Linked DNA regions of Mus musculus: all the other regions are linked to region 1. The links are chromatin loops, found by intact Hi-C in ENCODE. Cell type or tissue: gastrocnemius. All regions are shown on one strand. Each heading gives the region's core, and the rest is flanking DNA. Links, peaks and the distances in the headings are about the cores only.

Region 1 (7,359 bases), core at 3,227-5,726:
AATGGGACCGCACTTGGGCCAAACTAAAAATCGTGAGGACAGGGGATATTGTCTGTAAGTTGTGGCCACACTGACGTTAGAAGAAATAAGTTCCATATTCCCAGACCCTGAATACTGCATGGTGAGATCAAGGCAGGTAGGTAAAAAGTTACAGAAGTCCTTGCTCGGCAGCTCTCCTGCAGTGGGGCTGTAGGTACCTTTGTAGGAACTGTACTCGGGTCCAGGCACCATACGGTTGGGCAGGAATAAGGCAGCAGCTTGAGATGTTTCTAACATCTCCCTCTCTTTATATTCTCTCTCCAGCATAATGTTCTCCAACTCCTTGTCAGCAAAGGCTCTTCTCTTCCTCATCCTGTCACTGACAGGCGGAGGTAGAGGAAGGGTCCCTCCTAGGTAAGTCTCTGCCGTCATTGGGCGATAACCTACAACAAGCAAGTGGTGGAAAGAAAACAGATTAACATCCTGACAAGAAAAAAATGTGGAAACCCAGAAGACAAAAGTATCATCACAAAGCAGGATGATCAGTTACAATTCCTGTCACTGGTATTTTAAGACAGAGAGCGATACAGATTTGATTTACTCTAGTTTCCCTTTGAGGAATAGTTCCCATATGGTAGCTTCCGGCAGCCATTGGTTTTGTTGGTATCGGTATTTCTGCTTGTTTGCTTCAGCAAGTATATTATACCAACTGAGACTTGAGTATTCTTCCCAGATCATAGATATCGAGAGACAAATCTGTCCACCTTACTTCATTGCCCGTATCATCTTTTTTACCTTTTTTTTTTTTTTGGATTATTATAAAAGATATCTATACCTACAGCTGACGCCACTTTTATTTTCTAAAGATGTCTCATTATGTACACATTGTTACAGCTGTAGAATAATCCAAGGAGAACTAGGAGAAAAAGAAAAAGAAAGTTAAAGGAGATTAGGAAAGAGGGGGAAAAAAAAGAAGAAAAGACTTGAGGATATAGCGAAGTGAAGAGAAAGTTAACTAGCCCAAACACACAGCCACACAGGGAAACTAACAATTTAGCCTGGCTTCCTCTTGACCTCCAGAACAAACAAAGCAAGGCAAAACAGTGGGGGTGGAGGGGAAGACCCCTCCAGGTCACTGGCAACAACAGGTCTCCAGCATTCTTTCCCCAAGTTCATTCACAATGGCCAAACACCTAAAGGGCTGAACAAGCAGGTCGCGGGGATGCAGATGGAACCATGCACAGTCCACGAACAGAGGCAAAATCAAAAGCCAAAATCTAATACAACATAAATAGAATGTTTACAGTACTTCTCTGCTCCCAAACACTCACCCACAGGTAGCAGATTTTTCTGAAGAAGCTAGAGTAGAGCTTGTGTTTACCCAGTGGCAAGCCCATTATGCTCATTTGCAAATAGAATAAAAGTGGAAAATGATTGTTTCCACTAGGCTAAGTGTTTGGCAAAAAGTTATTTACTTGAGTTGACTTTTCCATTGAGACGTGGAGTGTCTCAACTTGCTTTGGCAAAAATCTCAGTTCATCAATGAGGTTCCTATGCCTGTAGATGTTTGCAGGCTTTGTAACCAAACTCACTTTTGAGTCCTCAGGAACTCTTTCTAAGGTCAGAAGTGCACAGCACAGGCTGAGACACACACTTTAAACCTGTCCCGGATCAGCTAAACTCAGAAGACTCACAGGAAAGGAAGAAAAGAAAAAGAAATCCTCAACTGACCGCTAAGCCCTTCTTTCTCTAAGCTGAGCTGTAGGAAGGGGTAGTTTAAAGCAGATCAAAGTGGATGTAGCTTCACTTTAGATAAAGGGAAAGGAAAAATGACAATGGCCAGTGCAGTGCTTAGCCCATCGATAAATAAACTCCATGCTTTAGAAAATCGTCACTATTTTAAGAAAAATGAGCGTGTCTCTAGGGCTTGTGGGAAATGAAGGCAAGGGGAGAAGTTAACTAGCAGCAAGCAGTTTGCTTGTTTGGTCCAAAGCCTCTCCCAGTCTGCAGCCTTGACTGACAGAAGCCATAAGGTAGAAGTGTGGAGAGGTAACAACCGGCTAAACTTCCAAAGAGGAAAAGCACGCTAAAGAGTGAAACCTGAGGCTAGAGGAGACGCTTGGTCACAGTAGCTATAACCTTACTTAGTTTACTCTGCCCATTAAACTCCTTCAATAACTAAGAGAGTTGCGGGGGCGGGGGAGGGGGGGGTGTTCCAGGATCACTTGACAGTGAATTTTTCTATGTCGCTCACACTTGGGTAAATTTCACCAGGTGTAACAGCGGAGGATAATACTGTCTTAGTGGCCAAAATCTCTGTGAGTTTTTTGCCCCAAGGAAAACTTCTAATGAAAATTTGCTCCTTCCTGGGCTAATATATAGATCATGCATGGAAATATTAAGTATCTCTCAACTCGGTTTTTAAAAGCCAAAGGACAACTTGAAGTTATATTTACCTTCTAAAATGCTTTTGGCCAGCAAACTCGGCGCCCTGACTTGCCTCTGGTACACTGCTTTCCGATCGAAATTGTTCTGTTTCCCAGAAAGCCCCTTCTTGTCCTGTAAATTCAAGAAACAACTGTGAGGAGCAGCATCCAGAAAGCCTCTGAAACCACCCCAACCTTTAACGCATTTGTTTTGCCAACTCTTATGAGAAAAAAATCATTCCAAAATAATTAACGGGAGTGCCTCTTAATCTCACGAAGCTGAGAACACGTGTAGAGAGGGAGGTGAGACCCACAGTCAAGGAGACTTTAAGAACAGAGCCTAGAAAGATTGGGTGGGGGGATGGTTGCCTCCTCAGTGTGAAAGTGCCCAGGCTGTCACCCTACCTTGACACTGAGGCAGAACTTGATGCCCATTAGGCAGAATATTAACTGCCTCTGAGGACCAAAAAAAAAAAAAAAAAAAAAAAAAAATACAGGGTGGTTTCTCCCCTAGGTGGAGTAGACACTATGGGGTGCCAGAGTTTGAGGGGGGTCTTCTGTATTTATCTAGTTCTCTGGAGGAGGTGGTATACGTGAAGGCAGAAAAAAAAACTCTTAAGGGACACCAGCCTGGGAGTCCTCTGGTCACTGCCAGGTTACTCCCAACTAGCCCATCTAGGAAAGAGGTTGAACCCAGAGCCAGGGCCATCTGAGGTTCCCCAAGCCCGTCTGGTGAGTTTGAGCAGGTTCCCTTTGGAGTCACCCACTATATTCGGTGACCTAACTACCTCCCAGCACCTATCTGCAGGGGAAGTCAAATCGAAAGTTTTCCCGGGGAACCCGGGTAGAAGATCAATTGCAGAGCACTTGCCTAAAGGCCACCTCGGCCAGGGAAAACAATCAAACAATCACAGGAATAACGATAACAAAGAATTCAACATTTTGCCTAACCTCAGGTCTGAGAGGAGATTCTGTGAAACCTGCATCACTTCCCCCAAAGCAACAAGAGGAAGTATAAACTCCAGGGTTCAAAAGTCTCTCTAGGAGAAATCCTGACTTCTCACAACAGAACCGCACCGCACCGCACCGCACCGCACCGCACCGCACCGCACCGCACCGCACCGCACCGCACCGCACCGCACCGCACCGCACCGCACCGCACCGCACCGTGGGGACTGCTAAGACCTCTAAGCATTCTCTGGCAGGTCACATAGTCAATAGCCTTGGACTGAGGGGCCCTTAACTCCGCTGTCATATTGGTCTCATCCGGAAAATGGGCATCAAGTTCTGCCTAAGTATCAAGGTGGGGCGACACACAGTGACAGCACCGCGTGCTGCTTCATCCTGACTGGACATCAACCGCTCTGTCAACCACCTTCCTCCCTCCCCAACCACCTGCAAAACTAAACCCGAAAATATTTATTTTTATTGACTTTTCCGCGATGTCCCAAATGGACCTAATTCCTTTGCCTCTCAATGCTTTTTGAATAGGAGACTTTTTCAGCACTTTCTGCATCGAAGGCCACGGCTTTCCCTCCGGAACCCCGCAGGCTAGCGAGACAGTGTCTGAACCTCTCCTGCCAGGCGATCTGAGATCGAGGGTCACTGGGTTGTGTGAGTGGAAGCCCAGCTCCTTGCTGTAAGGGACTCCCTCATCCTGCCTGGGCGCGCACCCTGGAGACCTATCCCCAGCCTGTCGGCACCCACCTCTGTGGCCTGCTGCCTCCGGAGCGCCACCTGGGCGGCCATGACACGCTGGCGCTCCACCACCAGCAGGCAGTTGGCGCACTGGCAGTCCCGCCAGCGACAGAATCGCTTGTGGCCCTTGAGACAGGATACCACGCCGTGGTTGCGGCAGCGTGCGCACTTGGGTGTGCGGCTCAGTTTGCGCGGCTCTGCGCCGCCACCGGCGGTGGCACCGCGCTCAGGGGCGGCGGCGGCGGCTGGCAGCGCCTGAGCAGCAGGCGGTGGCCTGGGTGCCAGTCCCCCGGGCTGCTCTGGCCGGCCTGGCACCTCCGAGGACACGCCGGGCTCCTCGCCGTCACCCTCGTCCTCCACATCTTCATCCTCCTCTTCTTCGTCCTCGTCCTCCTCCCCATCGGCCGCCGCCGGACTGGGTTCCTGCGGCGGCGTGGCCCGCAGTGGAGTCCCACAGCTATCTTCCTCCAGGTCTAGGCTTTCCACGTCGATCTCCCAGTCCCCGACTCCCGGGACTGCCTGCCCTTCCGTCATGACACTAGACTGTCGTTCGGCTCGGTTGCCCGCGCGCTAGGGAGACAGAAAAAGGCCTAAAGACCCGTCGCAATTAGGGACCCTCTCTGAGACTCGGCCCAGAATTTCTGCAAGGCCAGCTTTCCCCCTTGAATTACTCAGTTTTCTTCTACAGGCCACACCCGAGATCCACAGTTCAACGAAGCTTGTATTTTACTAATTCTAAGTGGTCTGTGCACCTGACCTTTAACCTGAGTCCTGTCTGCCTTTCCAGACAAGTCACCCACTGACCTTACTAACTGGCCAGTTTAAGCCACTTGTCAGGCTTTTCCACAGCCAGTTAACATGGCCATGATAAATATAAAAATGTCGAAGGTACAACTATCTTTCCTTTTATTACAAGGGACCTTGAAACCTCGTTTTCCAAATGTCTCTCATTGACCTACACCACCACAAAGACTCTAGAGAGGTCTTCTCGTCCCTCCGGTTCCCCTAAACCGATGCTCTATATAGGACACACACAGGGAGTGGGGGACACAGCCATGAAGCTGAAGAAGCTGGTCTGGTATCAGTAGTGCTTGAGCCGCACAAGGTTGAGGGAACTTGATTTTCATCTTTAAGGCAAGACAACCAGAAACAGAAAGAAGCCGTAGTGAAGAGTCACGCCCCGTGCCCTCCCTGGCTCCCGAGCAGCGGCGACAACACAGCACTCACCAAGAACCAGGCTCAGGCTAGCAACCCAGTTAAAAGAGAGCCAGCTTCAGGATCTGTCCCCCGGAGCTGCAGGCAGTGGGAGCAAACAGAATTGGGTCTGAGAGCAGGAGGCGGGAGCCCACTGGATGGCGACCGGGGGACAGAGGCCGGAGGCGAGTCAAGGCCTCAGCAACCTCACCCCGTACATTCCAAATTCTGCAAAGTTCTGTTCGGTCCTCTGCACCCTGGATCGCCTCACTTCACTTCCCACTTCTGGTCCAAAGAGGACGGAAAAGGTCCGGCCCGGACCCAGGACTCCGCCTCAGGCGCACCCTGCTTGCTTTCGGCGCAGAGACACTCACTGCAGTCGGGGACCTGAGCTCCCCTTCCTAGTATTATCCACCACCCACCCCCACCCCGAGCTCTGCGTCCTCTGATTGGTTGGTTTTCAGGCGGTGTGCACGCCGATTGGCCGGAGCACTAGGGCTGAGCGCCCTCCTCCTCAGCCCAGTGGAAGCTTCCCTTTAGCGCTACTGCGCCGCCGGAGTCCACCCGCCAGCCTTCGCTGCAGCCGGGTCCCTGATCCAGAAGCTAAACCTAAAAATGTGGGCAGTGGTTGCGGCGGAGCAGTCGCCTTTTATCTCGCCGACTAGAGAACAAGCTGATTCTCGTACTCTTATACATCGCGTTGTTCTCGAGAAGGTAACTAAGGGGTAGAGATCAGAAAGGTTAGCGTTGATTTCTATCGATGATATCATAATCTCCGGTGTTTAACCATCGACCGGCAGTTGGGCCGAGAGAAGAGGCCACTCTAAAGTGGGCACTCTGGCATCCTTCTCTCCGCACGAACAAGTCCATGTTTATCTTGCTGGTCAGCGCCCAGATGTCTTACAAATATCTGTAGTTTGTGGATAACTCCGAGGTGCAAAGCAGTTCCTTACTTCCATAGAGCTTGCGAGGCAGGTGGCAGCAACGACTACAGCCCATCTACGGTTTCCTGTTATCAGTGGATAGCACAGTCCATTCTGGGAGCAAATAGAAATAAACCACGCCATTAGCAATTTTAGATACAAAAAAATATTCAATCTAAGCAAGCATTTATACAAAAACTTTTAAAACGTAGCAGCCTTTTAGCATGTGTGAATGAGTGATTATCAAGAAAACTAACTTTCTTCTCTCTCTCTCTCTCTCTTTCTCTCTCTCTCAAAATACCCTTCACAAAAATGTTTGAAACAAAGTCAAATTTCCCACGAATAATAGAGAAGTCCTTTAAGCAACGCGACAGTCTATTACCTTAAGCTAAATTTAAAAATCCCATCGATGCTTCTTTAAAGGGTTCTCCTTAAGATCCAGCCCTCCGCAGGAAGAGCGGGTTAGAAAACACATCAGAAAACAGGTTGTCGATTTCCTGGGCACGCGCTACAGTGGCGATGGATATCTGTTGATGGGAGAAAATTTCGGAGCTGATTCTTTTCCTCTAATCCGAACCTGTCAGAAAATTCCAAGTCAACCAAGCTCGCCTAAGTGAGAACAAAGACCAGCTGCCTGCCTGCCTGCCTCCCTGCCGGAAGCGCAGGTATTCTCAGGCCCTTGTGAGGTTGAACGCTTCCTAATATCCAGTTAATGTATAAAGATGACTTTCTATATGTTCCTGTAGATTTTTTTCTTTCAGTGTCTCTGGGGGCCTTGAGGGGCGACTTGTTAGCTTCAAGGCTCCCCACTGAGGCAGCGGGGGAACTAATCCTTGGTACCGGTTCCTCAGCACCCCCTAGTTTCCTCATTTGTGGTCTTCCTTATCTAACTTAACTCGCCTAATTTTTTTTCTAACCTGGGTGGGTGCGTTTAAGTTCTTGACTACAGTAGAAACGTGTTTTCTAACCTTCGTTTTCTCCAGTGATGAAAGTGAGGAGTCCTGAAATTCCCATTGTCCTTCGGGAAAGCTGGGGACCTGGTCAAGAACCTTGGACCAGGATAGCCCTCTGCCCTGAAGGGACAGAGTGAGGAGTCCTCGGCTCTCAGCCGGAAATGGTCGCAGCTGGTTTGCCACGGC
Region 2 (7,359 bases), core at 1,612-4,111, 930 kb before region 1:
CTCCTTCACAATGCTGAGACTGGGGAACAGTCCTCAGCGTGGTGCCTGAGATAAGTCAGGAGTCTTCATGGCAGCATGTCAAAATGTCATAAATACTGATTCATTATTTCTCTAGAGCAGCAGAAAGCTGCTGACCTAGGAAGGTTGACAAAGGCCTTGTTTACAAAGGAAGACTTCTAAGGGAGGGAAAAACCTGGGACCCCTGGAGGACAGCCCCACTTCCATAATTTATGAAACTTCTCTGTTTATGGTCCTCCAAAACACAGCGCGCCTTTAAAATGAAACGTCAAAATATTACATATTATACAGTATCCTAGACTATCCAAGCTGCCCCCTAGAAGAGAAAGATGTGCTCTTACCCCCACCTGCAGAACGGTTTATTTTCAACTTACAAAGAAACAGAGCTTTAAATAACTACCTGCAAAGGGGTTACTTTCTAAGTATACTGTGTCAGAATACTTAAATAAAAAAAAAAAAAAAAAGAATTCAAGCACTAACCATACAAGAGACACACTTTTATTGCTGTTAGTTCTAAGCCTTAGGTGTTGGGCAGAGCATTTTTTTTTTCAAGAAACTTGATGAGAAATGTTTAAAAAAAAAACCCACTTTACAAAAGAACAAAAGCAAAGATCTAAGGCTGCTTTGAACAGGCTCTGTGGTGTTTTCTGTGAGACACCAGAGTGCAGTCAGATCCAATGCTGGACTGTGAGTGATACAAGTCCCTAGAGAAAGGCTGCATGAGGTGGGCTCTCCCTCCCTCCCTGTCAAAGGTTCTGACAGTCCCAAATCCTACCTCATTTAAAAAACATTCTCTACCAATATGGCCCCACTTTTAAAAGGCCTCAACAAAACCTAGATAGCACTCTATAGCTATCTCTATCTCTACCTCTATCCTGTGGATTATTTTCCCCCTCAACCTACCTTAACAACAGGTGTCTCTATATCTCCCAGTTTTTCAGTAGTAAACATTTGAGATGAAAGGACCATTTTGCTATTTTATTCTTAAGGTTTTCTTTTTTCTTAAAACGTATCCTAGAGTATATTGACTGTACAAGACAATGCGTTTCCTTATGGCATTTTCACACAAGTTCACGGCACACTTTAACCCAATTACCTTCTTGTCCTTAGTCCCTAGTCCCCCAACCCCACTTTGGGCTCCCTTCCTCAACTATCCAAATGTAGTATTTTAAAAGCCAGTCAGCAAGCCGGGAGGAATAAAAGGGCAATTAGATTCTGAAAAGAAAAAAGTGTGCCTTCATTTGCATAATAATGCCACCTAAGAAACAACCCAGTCACGCCTCCTAACCCTTCAACTGTGTGTACTTAGACTTCATCCCGAAGCCTGACAAGTCCCCGGGGAGGGAGCAGCTTCAGGTAAAGTCACAAATTGGAGGAAAACCTTGCTGGAAACACTAGACTGTGCGTTTGTGAGTATATGCACACATAACACCGACCATGGCATTTTATACTGGACGAGTTCTCACTGTTTTCTGAGTGGTGGAGAGGATTTTTGTGCTATACAAACCGAAGAAAGTCTCAAACCATCTTAGGTGTTCCCACCAGCAAGGCAAGCAAGCCAGGTGAAAAGAAGTCTGAAGATTAACTGAAACTTCAAACAGCACCACAAGGCACAAAGAACAAACGTGAGTACTTAACGTCTTCCTTATGTTCCATTGTTAAACATACAAAGGAATCTGTGTCAACGAGATGACTAAAAAGGACACAATGATGACACCTCTATAAAACAGTGCTAACTCCGGTCACTCTGCTGTTTTCAAAAGTACCAACCTCCACTGCACCGGGGAGGAGGGGATAATGGAGACAGCCTGGCAAAACTCCCCAAAAGTTATATAAACAAAGGAGGGAGAAGCCCAGTGTGGGCTTCGCACCCATGTGCCACTAAAATTACATAACACCCGGTGCAGACACTGAATGAGGAATGATTCTGCACTACGCCCTCGCTCTCTCCCCTCCTACACCATCCTCCTTCGCTTTAAACACCCCCAAGGGCCCCCGCGAGAGAGTGGACCGCTTGGGGTGTTTATTTTCTTCGTGGAGTAAATCCTGCGAGAGTTGGAAGCACATTTAGGCCCGAAGTTTGAACGTGCAACAGCCGCAGGGCACAGCGACTCACTCTCTCCGGACCTGGAGCAGAAAGAACTGACCACGCCAGCCACCCGCGAGGCCTCCATCTCCCCCGCGCAGTGCCTCCCGCTGGAAAGTTTTCCCTGCAATCGATTGCCTGCCTGACTTTGCACGGAAGGCGAGCCAAAGATGGGAGGGGGGTCGGCAGAGAAAGACCTAGAAAGCTCAGCGGGCGGCGGCGGCGACAGCGGGAGGAGCCGGCTCCTTACCTGGGCGACGCTGAACGGCCAGGGCTCTCGAGCTGGCGCCGCCCGGGGCTGCGAGGGAGCGGTGTGCACAGCGCGGCTTAGGCCGGCGCCCGCGGCCCGGCCCCCGCCACCTCCTCTTCCTCCCTCGCGCGCGTCATGTCACGGCGATCAAACACGTCTGTGCGCTTCGCCGCGGTGACTTCCTGATTCTCCGCCGCTCGCGCGCGCCACGCACTCGCCCTCGCCGCCGCACGCACCGCCACCGCCTCCCGCCGCCAGACCCAGCCGGCTCTGCGTCCGGCTCCCGGGAGTGCTCCGGCTAGAGACGCAGCCCGCGCAGCTCGCCACTCACTGGTCCCTAGCGCACTGCACACTCACGCCAGCCCGCCGCCCCCTCCAGCCCCTCCATCCGACTTGCAGCACTGCCAAACTTTTTTTTTCCGGGTTGATTGGTGTCCAACTTCCCTCCGCCCCCATCCCCCAGGCAGCCCTACCAGCCCGGCGCTCACCACTATCCGCAGCGAATAGCAACCGGTATAAAAAAATAATAATGTAATCCAGGCCGCAGGGGTGAATGCAGACACCCGCACCCGGCGATCTCCTGCAGGTACCGGAAACCAGCGTGAGCGCCCGGGCCGGAGCGCGGGTGTCCCCTAGAGTCCTCAGCGCTGCGCCCCGCCCGGAGCGGTGTCACTGCGTCCAGGCTGCGCGGCCTGGTGCGGGGCACCGGGGGGCACTGTGCTGGTGTGCGCTTGGTGGCTGGAGGGCGCCCAGGGGCTGGCGCGCTGGACCGGTGATTTGGGGAAGTACATCGCGACACCTATGCAGATGGCGTGGCCCTGTTTTGCAACGCCAATGGGAGGGGAGGCAGCCCAGCGATGGGGGAGGAGGAGGAGGCAAGGGAAGGGGTGAACTATGTTGGGATGGGAATAAAGCAAACTCGAAAGCAGGGAGCAAGAAGGAAGGGGTGAGTGTCATCGCTAGGAGGAGGCTCCCACCGGCTCTCCCCGCCTCCCTCCTTCGCCACCCCCTGTTTCCTCCCCACTGCAGCCCTTCCCCTTCCCGGGCGAACGCCGCGGCCGCTGCCCGGGTGCGTGCGGGTCCTGTTGTGACAGTCAGGCAGAGAGGATTATCCGGATCATGGCCTCCCCAGCCCTCAGCCGCCGTGGCTCTCCCGGGTCCCTGTGCGCCCCTGACACTCAGACCATCCCAGGCGCCCCGCGTCTGCAGCTTCCTCGGCGCTTGCCAAGGAAAGACACCAAGCAAAAGAAAACAAACCCAGAGAGGGGAGGGGAGGCTAACAGAGCCTAGTGGACACCTCGGACCTCTTTCCTTGGGGCTTCCTTCCACCCTCTGTAATGAGACCCGGGCTGGACACCCCGAACTTCAACATCCTAGCCCGCGCTGCCTCTAGGTACCAGACAAGAGGGTCCGCGGCGCCACGGCCATAGCCCCCGGGGCCAACCCTTTCACCTAAAGGCCTGTCACCAATCAACATTCCCTTCCCTGCCCTAGGGAACCCCGGGAGTGGAGGTGACACCTCGGAGCCCCAAGGCACCAACCCTGTGGTAGTGGCCGCCGCCCGCTCAGTGCGCCATCCCAGACTACTACCGCCAAGATCTGCTCTCGTCCCCGCAGCCGGAGCCCTTTAAACAAGTCCCCGGGAGGCGAATAGCAGCCGTGTTGGTTGGCGCCCTGCCGCCAGCCCGGGCTCCTCACCCTCCTTCCCTCCTTTCCTGTTCCCTTCCAACTCTAACGGGGAGGATGGCTCGGGGTGAACTGTCGCGTTTCCAGTCCCCCGCCTCCCAACCCCTCCGCCCCCCGGCCCGGAGTTCCCAAATCCCCCTCTCCTCTTGCCACTAGCCCTCCCCACCTCTGCTTTTTAGGGGATAGGAGGGGGGGGGGGATGCAACCTGGCGGAGAGTGTGTTGCAACCCTGAGTTGGCAGCGCATCACTGTCAACCTGCCCAGGGTCAAGGCTGTGACATGTTGGGATTTCTTCTCCTTGCCCCCTCGAAGTAGTAATTATTACTGTTATTATTAGAACGGCGAGGTTCGGTTGAAACTTTGTTTCTTTTATCGCCACCCGGGAGCTGTGGTTAGAGCATTCCACCTGAGGCCCGCGGGGAAGAGGCGGGCTTTTTTGTTGTTGTAGCGGTTGGCCCGCCTGTTTGTTTTGGTCTTCCAGCATGCACAATAAATAATGATTAGGATAAGGATGCATAATCCGGGGCGAAGGCGGCGCGGTGCCCAAGGGGTTCGGCGGCCGCTGCGGCTGCTGTAAGGCCGGAGCCGTGGAGAGAAGAGAAAGGAGTTGTAAGTTATATTTACCTTGCTCGCGAGCAGTGTGCTGGCTGAATCTTCCCTCTCTGAGTCACCCAGAGTACAGAAACAGAGGGAGCGAGGACTAGATTATGAATATGACTTCATTGATGACAGCCGTCCCCTCCTCTTCCTAAACTCGGGCTCCGCCCCGCGTCCCACCCTCGCCGCCTCCACGGGCGCCGGAAGACGCGCCGCAGTTGGCCCCGCGAGCCGCTCCTCCCTGCCCGGCCCGGCGCGGGTTGGTGGGACGCTCCTGTCACTCGCCCTGCTCAGCGACTCCGGGAGCGCGCGGGGGGAGCAGGGGGCGGTGTGCAAGAATGTGGATCTAGACAGCTCTACTGTATGCGTGGATCTGTGTGTGTCTGCGAGGCGCCGGCTCTCCGCCGTGTTTGTGCCTGGAGCAGAGAAACTGCGCAGGACAAGCAACCAGCCCGCAGCCCTGCTGGACTCGGGAGCCGCACATCCTTTAGCTGGCAGTAGCCTTCCGAGCTTCTCCGAGGAGACTGGGGGAACCCCCCGAAGCGAAGGGGAGGGCAGCCGTAGTAATCGAGCGTAGTAGTTCTGGGGAATGTGGAGACCGTGCTGGAATTTAAGTGTGCCTGCGCCTGCCAGCTCGAGCCTGCAGAGAGAAAGGGAGGGGACGGCGGGGGCAGGGCTCCGGGTGGCACCAAAGCTGTTTGTGGCAGTGTTGGCCGCGGGGGTGGGAGGGAATGGGCATTATCATACGAGCTGAAACTTTTTCGACCCCCGCCTCCTCCCCGTTTCTCTCAAGGCTGTCATAAATTTGCGTTCTTCCCACCCATCCCCAGCCCCCAGTGAAAAGGGAGGCGGCACAAAGAGCGAGCTTGCCAAATCTGTCTCATCCCTAAAGGACTGCAAGCTTCCAAATGCCAGAGAAGAGAAACAGCTGAGAGGCCGGCCGCCTAGTAAATAAATAAACCCAGATAAACCCTCCTAACCCCTCTGTTTACTTCGGAAAGGCACGAAGCACTTTCACCTCCCCTCACCTGTCGTCTTCGAATAAAATATACATAAAAATGTGGGAGGAGAGAACGACCCGCGAGGGTAGGGCGGGAGAGTCAGGGGGCAGCTGAACCATGGGATCTGCTTTTGATTTAAAAAGGGAAATAAATCTCAATCTCTACAGACCGAAGTCTCCTCTCTCTTCCACCCCACATTTAAGACCAATTAAGGCTACAAACTGCAATTTGCCTGCACGTAGTGGTTTGGAGAGCTAGTGTTTCAGTTTTCCTTGAAATACAGTATGTCTGCCGGACCCTAGGTCACTATTTGGTGAGGCGGTTTTATTTTTAGTTTTATGAAGTGTGAAAGAATGTTAGGAGATTTTAAATCAGAGGCCTATTATATTAGACTCAGATTAATGTAGGTGCTTGACTCTTAAAATTAAAACTGCTCCTATGTGGTCATGTTATGAAAAAGTATGATCTATTCCTTATTTTGCAATGTAATGGCGTAAATTAGTCATTCAAAGTGCACTGTGACTATTTGGTTGAGGATCCCTCCCACCCTGGGGTAAAATCCTATTTTAAGATGGTTTATACTTTTACAGAATTGACTGTGAGAGCCACTGGGTGTGAAGTGCTATTCTAAGGATGCTCAAGCTTAGGTACTGGGTATGTTGATGACAAGGAGCAACGGGAACAATGTCAGATTCCTGTGTGCTCATTAGGAAGAGTTTACATCACTGGCCCAGGCCTGGGAGGAAGCACTACCAAGGCTCCACTGCATGGAGCAGGCAAGCAGGGAGAGCAATCACACAAGCCTAGAGTTTTATAGTTTTCCAAGGTGCTGCTATTTGCTTGTTAAATTTGGCTTCCATGTTTTCTGTGTATCCCATGGCAAACTTCTAAACCAAACAAAAGGGACTAGGATATAGTGTGCCTCCCTGGAGGTTGTAAGAAATTGTTTCTCTGCCTGAGGATAGGCCAGTATAACAGTAATGGAATATATTCTAAGAAACGCTAAGCCCAATTAATAGTGTAGTAAATGCATAATCTAAATACTAGCTTCTAACTGCCTAATAGGTTTCAGCTTTACCAGACTATAGCCAGAAACCTAATTGTGTATAATAAAAGGCTTTAACTTATAAAGATAAGCATTCATTAGCAAGCATTAGGTTTTACATTTGTTTCCTTCACATGTCAACCTCACAGCCCAGGTTTAACAATTTGATGATATCACACAGTGCGTGCGTGTGTGTGTGTGTGTGTGTGTGTGTTTCTATGTGCGCATCTCTTGTCTTTCTTTCCACTTCTACTTCTTTCTATTTCTCTCTGTGTGTGTCTCCCTCTGTGTCTCTCTCTCTCTCTGACTTTGTCTCTATATGTGTGTCTTGTGTGTGTGTGTTTGTATGTATGTGTGTTTTATGTGTGTGTCTTGTGTGTATGTGTGTTTGTATGTATGTGTCTGTACACTTGTGCATTTCTGTGTCTTTCTGTATGTCTATTTCTTTCTATTTCTCTCTGTGTGTCTCTCTGTATGTCTGTGTCTGTCTGTGTGTGTGTGTGTGCATCCCTGTGTCTTTCTCTCTGTGTGTCTACTTTTCTCTATTTCTCTGTGTGTATCTCTCCGTCTCTCTATCTCTGGCTGACTCTCTCTGTGTCTGTCTTTGTCTATCTATGTGTGTTTGTATTTCTCCCTGTTCATTTACCTCTGTATATATGTCTGTCTTTCTATGTCT
Region 3 (7,359 bases), core at 2,045-4,544, 350 kb before region 1:
AATTAAGGCATGCATCATAAATTACAACTCCTATTTCCAGGCTGTATCAAAGGTAGTGTGGAAGTTAGTCTAAACATGAGGTGTGTAAGGTATGGAATATCCCATCAATATTTCTTATAGCCTACTTGAAAATAAATTGTCATGATGGTCTCCAGCACAGATCTGAATGGTTTCTCTGCTACTCGGGAAATGGGTGCAATAAAAGCCATGGAAGAACTATCCAAGGTCATGTCACTAGAAAAAAAAAAAAAAAAAAAAAAAAAACGACAGAGCTGGAGTGTAACAATTCCCTGATCTAAGACTGCAGTTCTCCCTGGGCTGAGTCATTGCCTCTCACTGTACCTTCCTTCCTTGCTCTGAGCTTTGGTTCTTCATCAGCTGTTTTCTCTGGTTCCCCCCAAATATCTATTTCTCCTTTACCTTAAACCCCAGGCATCCCCCCCCGCCAGAACCTCAGCCTCCTTATTTCTCTCTGAGGCTCCTTTGTCTGATTTGTTTCCATGGATTCCCTCTGAAGTCACACCCATAGTCTTTCACATTGCAACCATCACCCCTTTATGGTGAAGCCGATTACTTCTCCAACCCTGTACTGACAACCAGGAAAAGGTTACAAATTTGGAGTCAAGCAACCCTAAGGCAAAATATGAGTACTTCTACCTAGCGTCTGTGTGACCTTGTTAAGCTCTCTAGCACTATAGTTCATCTTTAGTATGAGGCTAAAGGCTTAAACATACAGCCTGAGATTCAGTCTCCCCCAGCTCCTAGGGAGCTCTCTTGCTTCTGTTTCTCCCGAGACCCTGACATGGATACAGTAGTAAACCATGCTCATCGCAAGTCTGTCACATCTCTACTCTCCAATATCTCTACATCCATCTTCTGGATCTGACATCTGAGACGTCCTTTCCATTTCCAAATATAATCTGTAAAGGTGACCTCTGTACCTGAAATGCATTTGCTCTTGAGATTGGTCGCTACGTCTACGTACTAGTCATCATTCCTATAAATTACAGGATGGACTTTGCAATCATACCCTCTTCCTCCCAGCCAGAATTAGTCATTTCGGGACACACAAGCCCTGCCACCACTTCCCTATAAGAGAGAGCAGGGGCATCATCTTTGGTGGGGGGTGCTCTATTTGCAGCAAGCAATTGAGATCTGGATCTAGCAAATGTTCAACAGGGCCCTGTTGAATAACTAACTGTATCCTACTGAACATCACTTCTCAGTGACTAGTGCACACCGATCTTCACCTACCTTATACTCCTGCTGTTCCTGTTTCCATCCCATAATAGGTACTAAATGAGAATATATTAGTAATCTAATCTTTACACATCTTCTATTCATAAAAAGTACTTTAAGAGCTTGTAGAATACTTGCTCAGCAAGCACAAAGCTCTGGATTAGACTCACAGCTCTTCATAAAGTAGATATGCTAATTCATGACAGTACTGAGGATGTGAAGGCAGGAGGATCGGAAGTTCAAGGTCACTCCAGGCTATATAGCAAGTTTGAGTGCAGACAGATCTATGTGAAACCATGTCTAAAACGAACAGAGCCAAGGCAAAACAAAAATAACCAAAAGAATAGTTTAAATACTATTATTTACCCCCAAAATATTTGCAATACTGAACAGTGAAAAGTATTTACTCCTTTGATCAGAACAAAGATTTGAACCCAATAAGGCACATGTAGTTATCCTTCACAAAGATAAAAAAATTACAGATGGAAAGTTTGTTTGAAACATTAAAAATGTCCCTAACACTTTTAGAACCAAATTTATGCTATTTACAGTCCTTGTAACATTGCAAATTGTCATGGCTATTTCCACATTGTAGGAGGTCTATGGTTCTCAGAATACCTTTACCACCAAAATGAGATGCTCTCAAACTTCAGAAATAATATAAAACAGTCTATTACCTGAGAAACAATCTTGTTTTCAATGCTAAGTCATCTCTTTGGGAAAGAGTATTTTCAAAATCAACCCAAGATTAATTTGGAGGTGTCTTATTATCACTGAATAGTTAAGGATGAGTTCGAAACAGTCACTGCTTTGAATGTTTTTAAAACTTTGACAAAAGCAAAGGTCACTGACTTGCTGAGCCTTTGATAATGGTGCGTGGAGGCAAACTAAAAGTTTAGGTTTTGTTTTTTTTTTGGGGGGGGGGAGAAGCTCATTGCAGAGAAAACTGAATTAAAATGAGAGAATCAAAATGGGACACCTTTTCCCCAGAGGATGAAGTTTAGGAATTGAAAGTAGAAGAGAGGTGGTGTGGAAGAGGAAAGGGCAGGAGAGGACCATGGGGTGGTTATAGTGAAAATACAGGGTATTCCTGAGTGAAAAATACCATTAGGAAGAATACTACCTCATAGTATATGCTAACAAAAACTAAGCATAAACCAGACATGGTAGGGCATGGTTATAATCCCAGCACTCAGGAGTTGAGGTAGGGAGGATGGCTATAAATTCAAGGTCAACCAGAACTTCATAGGGAGATCCTAGCCTGCTTGGGCCAAATTGTAAGACCCTATCTGTACTGGTTGGTTTTGTGTGTCAACTTGACACAGGCTGGAGTTATCACAAAGAAAGGAGCCTCTCTTGAGGAAATGCCTCCATGAGATCCAGCTGTAAGGCATTTTCTCAATTAGTGATCGAGGGGAGAGGGCCCCTTGTTGGGTGGTGCCATCCCTGGGCTGGTAGTCTTGGATTCTATAAGAAAGCAAGCTGAGCAAGCCAGGGGAAGCAAGCCAGTAAGTAGCATCCCTCCATGGCCTCTGCATCAGCTCCTGCTTCCTGACCTGCTTGAGTTCCAGTCCTGACTTCCTGTGGTGATCAACAGCAGTGTGGGAAGTGTAAGCTAAATAAACCCTTTCCTCCCCAACTTGCTTCTTGGTCATGATGTTTGTGCAGGAATAAAAACCTAACTAAGACACTATCTCAAAATAATTAATTAATTAATTAATTTTAAAAGGAAACATTTATACTAATTTATTAGAGATAAAGTTAAAAAATAAGATTATTTCTCCAACACCCAACCTGTTGTTCATGTACCTGAGTCAGCCTATCGCCCACATTCCGGAGTAAAACTCCACATACGTGTGTTTTTCAGTCCGTAGAATGCTGGAGTTTCTGTGCCCTGCTCTCCTCAGCACTCTGCTTGCCCATCCTACGATCTCTCTCTAGGATGCTCCTTAGTAGAGTTAACGGTCCCTCATGTGGCTTCACTTCGCACCCAGGCCAGGAGAGTACTGTCCAGCTCTGCCTTGAGCTCTTGGGTTCTGCACAAACTACAAGCCTGGCAGGGACTTCCTGCTGGGAGGTACAGCCTCGCTCACTCTCCCTAGCAAGCCAGACAGCACCCACTGCCAACCGTTCCTGGCTCTCTGTGTGCAGAACTTGAAGGGTTCGAGGGGCCTCCATCTGGATTTCCACTTCAGCAATGCAGCTGCTAAGGCTTATCTCTTGATAGCAGCCAGAGCTTTGTAATAGGCCTGTTAAAAGGTATTTTTTGGTGCATCAGCCTTGGCTATGTGAAATATTCTGAACTTAATAGGATGGCTCCCTTCTCTGCCTTTACCTTACAGTCCAGGACAGACGTTGCGATCACTAATGATGGCTTCCAAATACCTTCAAACCCTCTACATGATGAATGTGTTAGCTCCTATCACTAGGCTGGCTTTTTTTCTTTTTTCTTTCCTTTCCTTTTTTTTTTTTTTTTTTTTTTTTTTTTTTTTTGTACATAGTTAAAACTGAGAACAACTGAACCTTAATGCTCAAACAGCAATAGTAGGCCAATGTTTAAGGCATGGTCACAAGCAGGACTGGCTAAGGAAACATGTCGTTTTACACTCTGGGCCAGGGAAGGCACAACTCATTACTGTTCACACTCCACAAAAAGAAAATTTAAAAAAATATCATCTCCACTTAAGAACAGATTTATTGCTTCCTAACTCTCAGAAATGGCAGGTGGGTGTGCTCTTAAACTCTCTCTCAGACAAATCAGACGAGTCAAGAGAAGCTAATCCTACCCACCTTGCCCCTGTATCCCCCTCCACCAGAAACATGCAGAGAGAATGCCGTCCACTATGCGAGAATTACTTGCATCTGTGTGGGTAATTTTGACAGTGACAAAAAGAAAGGATTTATTTAAGGGAAATCCACACTGAAGACTGGATTTTCAAGAAAACGTGTGTTAGTGTTACCCCATTCCTCGGAGACAAAAGGAGTGTATCCCAAGGTTTAAGATTTAATGAGAATTTGGGAGAGCAGACCAAATCATGGCCACAGAAGATAAATTATAGGCAATTAGGTCTGCATTTGATCCGTTTTCCAGTGTGCTAAGCTTCACTTGCAACCTGTCTGCAGATCTGCATTTTGCTGCGCAACCTGTGCTTTGCCTCTGAGAACATACGGAATGAAATATCTCTGCACTGATACCCAGAACTCCGGCCATAAACAAGCTCAGATTATGTTTGCAGGAGGCAGGGTATTGGGTTACTGAGTCCTTCCGGGGCACATTTGTCACAATCCCATTGAAATTCAAGTGAGCTGGCAGAGGAGCTCTCATTTGCGAAGAAGAAATGTGAGGGTTATGCCAGTGGGCAGAGCTGCCGAGCTAGCAGGTGTTTGCCATGATTATCAGACACTGGCTCTAAGTCTGCCTAAGCCTGGCTGCATCAAAATTACCTGGAAACACCACCGAAAATACAAATTTCCTGGATTCTACTTGCTAGAGGCTAAACTGGATCTTCCTCCAAATCCTGAATGGCCTAGTCATTTAGAACGTGATTGTGTTTGCAGACAAGGCCTTTAAGGAGATACTTAAGGTTTCAAAAGGTCACAGAAAAGACCCTAAACTAAGAAAAGATTGGGACACAGACAAGCACAGAGGGGAGTCTACCTGAAATCAGAGAGGATAAGACAGCTACCTACAAGCTGAGGAAAGAAACCTTAAAAGAAACCAGTCCTATCCCATGTATTAAGCTCAGCAGTTTCCAGAACAGTAAAGGAATAGAAATCTCTTGTTGAAGTCACCCAGTCTGTGGTATTTTGTTATTCATGCTGACTGACTAATGCCTCCTCTATACAAAATGAACATATTCTTGAAAAGTCCGGAGCAGGCACGAGTCTATGAGACTAGCATACCATCGTTGAGAGCCAACAGTGTAGACTTGATTCCAAGAACAAAACAGTTTCATTCAGTGACTTGTCACCTTGACCTACTCTGACTGTGACCAAGGGTTAGACTCATGCTTGCCGCAGAAATACTGTGTTTGTGCACAGGGAAGTTCATTTTCCTTTCTTCTAACTTGCTCCCTGGGAAGTCATTGCTACATTACGGTTCTCAAAGTATCAAAGGAACCTCCAAATTGTTTCTACCAAAGCCATTTGAAAGTCAGCTCAAGTAGGATATTTTTAAACCATGCAGAAATCTATGTCCTGAAAAAAAATGTAATGAGAGAAAAGTATCTGATTACTAAAATTCTGGACAATGATTAATGAAAAAGAGGGCTGAAGTCACTCATAAGCTCATGAAGTATGTGTTTAAGAAAGGAGGCAGTTCTGAGAATTGTATCCTGGTTATTTGGAGCTTTGGGGCTAATATCCACTTATCAGTGAGTACATGCCATGTGTGTTCTTTTGTGATTCGTTTACCTCACTCAGGATGATATTTTCTAGTTCTATCCATTTACCTAAGAATTTCATGAATTCATCATTTTTAATAGCTGAGTAGTACTCCACTGTGTAAATGTACCACATTTTCTGTATCCATTCCTCTGTTGAGGGACATCTGGGTTCTTTCCAGCTCCTGGCTATTAGAAATAAGACTGCTATGAACATAGTGGAACATGCGTCCTTATTACATGTTGGAGCATCTTCTGGGTATATGCCCAGGAGTGGTAAAGCTGGATCATCAGGTACTACTATGCCCAGTTTTCTCAGGCACCACCAAACTGATTTCCAGAGTGGTTGTACCAGCTTGCAATCCCACCAACAATGGAGGAGTATTCCTCTTTCTCCACATCCTCACCAGTGTCTGCTGTCACCTGAGTTTTTTGATCTTAGCCATTCTGACTGCTGTGAGGTGGAATCTCAGGGTTGTTTTAATTTGCATTTCTCCCATGACTAAGGATGTTGAACAATTTTTTTCAGGTGTTTCTCAGCCATTCGGTATTCCTCAGTTGAGAATTCTTTGTTTAGCACTGTACCCCATTTTTAATAGGGTTATTTGTTTCTCTGGACTCTTAACTTTTTGAGTTCTTTGTATAGATTGGATATTAGACCTCTATCAGATGTAGGATTGGTAAAGATCTTTTCCCAATCTGTTGATTGTCTTTTTGTCCTATTAACAGTGTACTTTGCCTTACAGAAGCTTTGCAATTTTATGAGGGCCCACTTGTCAATTCTTGATCTTGCAGCACAAGCCATTGCTGTTCTGTTCAGGAATCTTTCCCCTGTGCCCATATCTTTGAGGCTCTTCCCCACTTTCTCCTCTATAAGTTTCAGTGTCTCTGGTTTTATGTAGAGGTCCTTGATCCACTTGGACTTGAGCTCTGTACAAGGAGATAAGAATGGGTCAATTTGCATTTTCTACATGCTGGCTGCTAGTTGAACCAGCATCCCTTGTTAAAAAAATGCTGTCTTTTTTTCCGATGGATGTAAAGCTTTAGGTCAGTCATGGTGATTCCACCAGAGGTTCTTTTATCCTTGAGAAGAGTTTTTGCTATCCTAGGTTTTTTGTTATTCCAGATGAATTTGCAAATTGCTCCTTCTAATTCCTTGAATAATTGAGTTGGAATTTTGATGGGGATTGCATTGAATCTGTAGATTGCTTTTGGCAAGATAGCCATTTTTACAATGTTGATCCTGCCAATCCATGAGCATGGGAGATCTTTCCATCTTCTGAGATCTTCTTCGATTTCTTTCTTCAGAGACTTGAAGTTCTTATTATACAGATTTTTCACTTGCTTGGTTAAAGTCACATCAAGGTATTTTATAATATTTGTGACTATTGTGAAGGGTATCATTTCCTAATTTCTTTCTCAGCCTGTTTATCCTTTGATTAGAGGAAGGCTACTGATTTATTTGAATTAATTTTATATCCAGCCACTTTGTTGAAGTTCTTTATCAGCTTTAGGAGTTCTCTAGTGTAATTTTGGGGATCACTTATGTATATGATCATATCATCTACAAGTAGTGATATTTTGATGGTTTCCTTTCCAATTCGTTTCCCTTTGACCTCCTTTATTTTATTTTATTTTATTTTATTTTTGTCTAATTGCCCTAGCTAGAATTTGAAGTACTAATGTTGAATAGATAGGGAGAGAGTGGGCAGCCTTGTCTAGTCCCTGATTTTAGTGG

What was found. Peaks named below come from ENCODE experiments on the same cell type or tissue, not always from the same donor. Only the 100,000 strongest peaks of a DNase experiment are listed, where the experiment ranks them.
Region 2: it touches region 1 in a loop (3-fold over the local background); 6 of 42 quality-filtered maps call a loop at or near these places.
Region 3: it touches region 1 in a loop (2.2-fold over the local background); 3 of 42 quality-filtered maps call a loop at or near these places.

The regions. Positions count from the first base shown.
Region 1 is chr19:25,670,730-25,678,088 of GRCm38, reverse strand. It overlaps Dmrt2 (doublesex and mab-3 related transcription factor 2), which reads right to left and starts at 5,678. Exons shown (of 4, transcript NM_145831.3): 1 at 5,331-5,678; 2 at 4,113-4,673; 3 at 2,436-2,538; 4 at 1-422. The coding sequence starts at 4,637. It overlaps 2610016A17Rik (RIKEN cDNA 2610016A17 gene), which reads left to right and starts at 5,850. Exons shown (of 2, transcript NR_045347.1): 1 at 5,850-6,011; 2 at 6,644-6,955. In gastrocnemius, for the core only: a CTCF peak has its summit at 4,202; a DNase peak (open chromatin) is centred at 4,100; H3K4me3 peaks cover 2,500 bases; H3K27ac peaks cover 2,500 bases.
Region 2 is chr19:26,602,539-26,609,897 of GRCm38, reverse strand. Smarca2 (SWI/SNF related, matrix associated, actin dependent regulator of chromatin, subfamily a, member 2) reads right to left here and starts at 4,738. Exons shown (of 33, transcript NM_011416.2): 1 at 4,665-4,738. It overlaps Gm52395 (a long non-coding RNA gene), which reads left to right and starts at 3,388. Exons shown (of 7, transcript XR_003952911.1): 1 at 3,388-3,747; 2 at 3,849-4,649. In gastrocnemius, for the core only: a CTCF peak has its summit at 3,071 (motif pointing right); DNase peaks (open chromatin) are centred at 2,676, 3,078, 3,440 and 3,986; H3K4me3 peaks cover 2,500 bases; H3K27ac peaks cover 2,500 bases.
Region 3 is chr19:26,018,408-26,025,766 of GRCm38, reverse strand. No RefSeq gene overlaps it. Among named protein-coding and RNA genes, the nearest start is that of 1700048O14Rik, 24 kb to the left of the region's middle. In gastrocnemius, for the core only: no CTCF peak of the experiment used is centred there; a DNase peak (open chromatin) is centred at 3,342.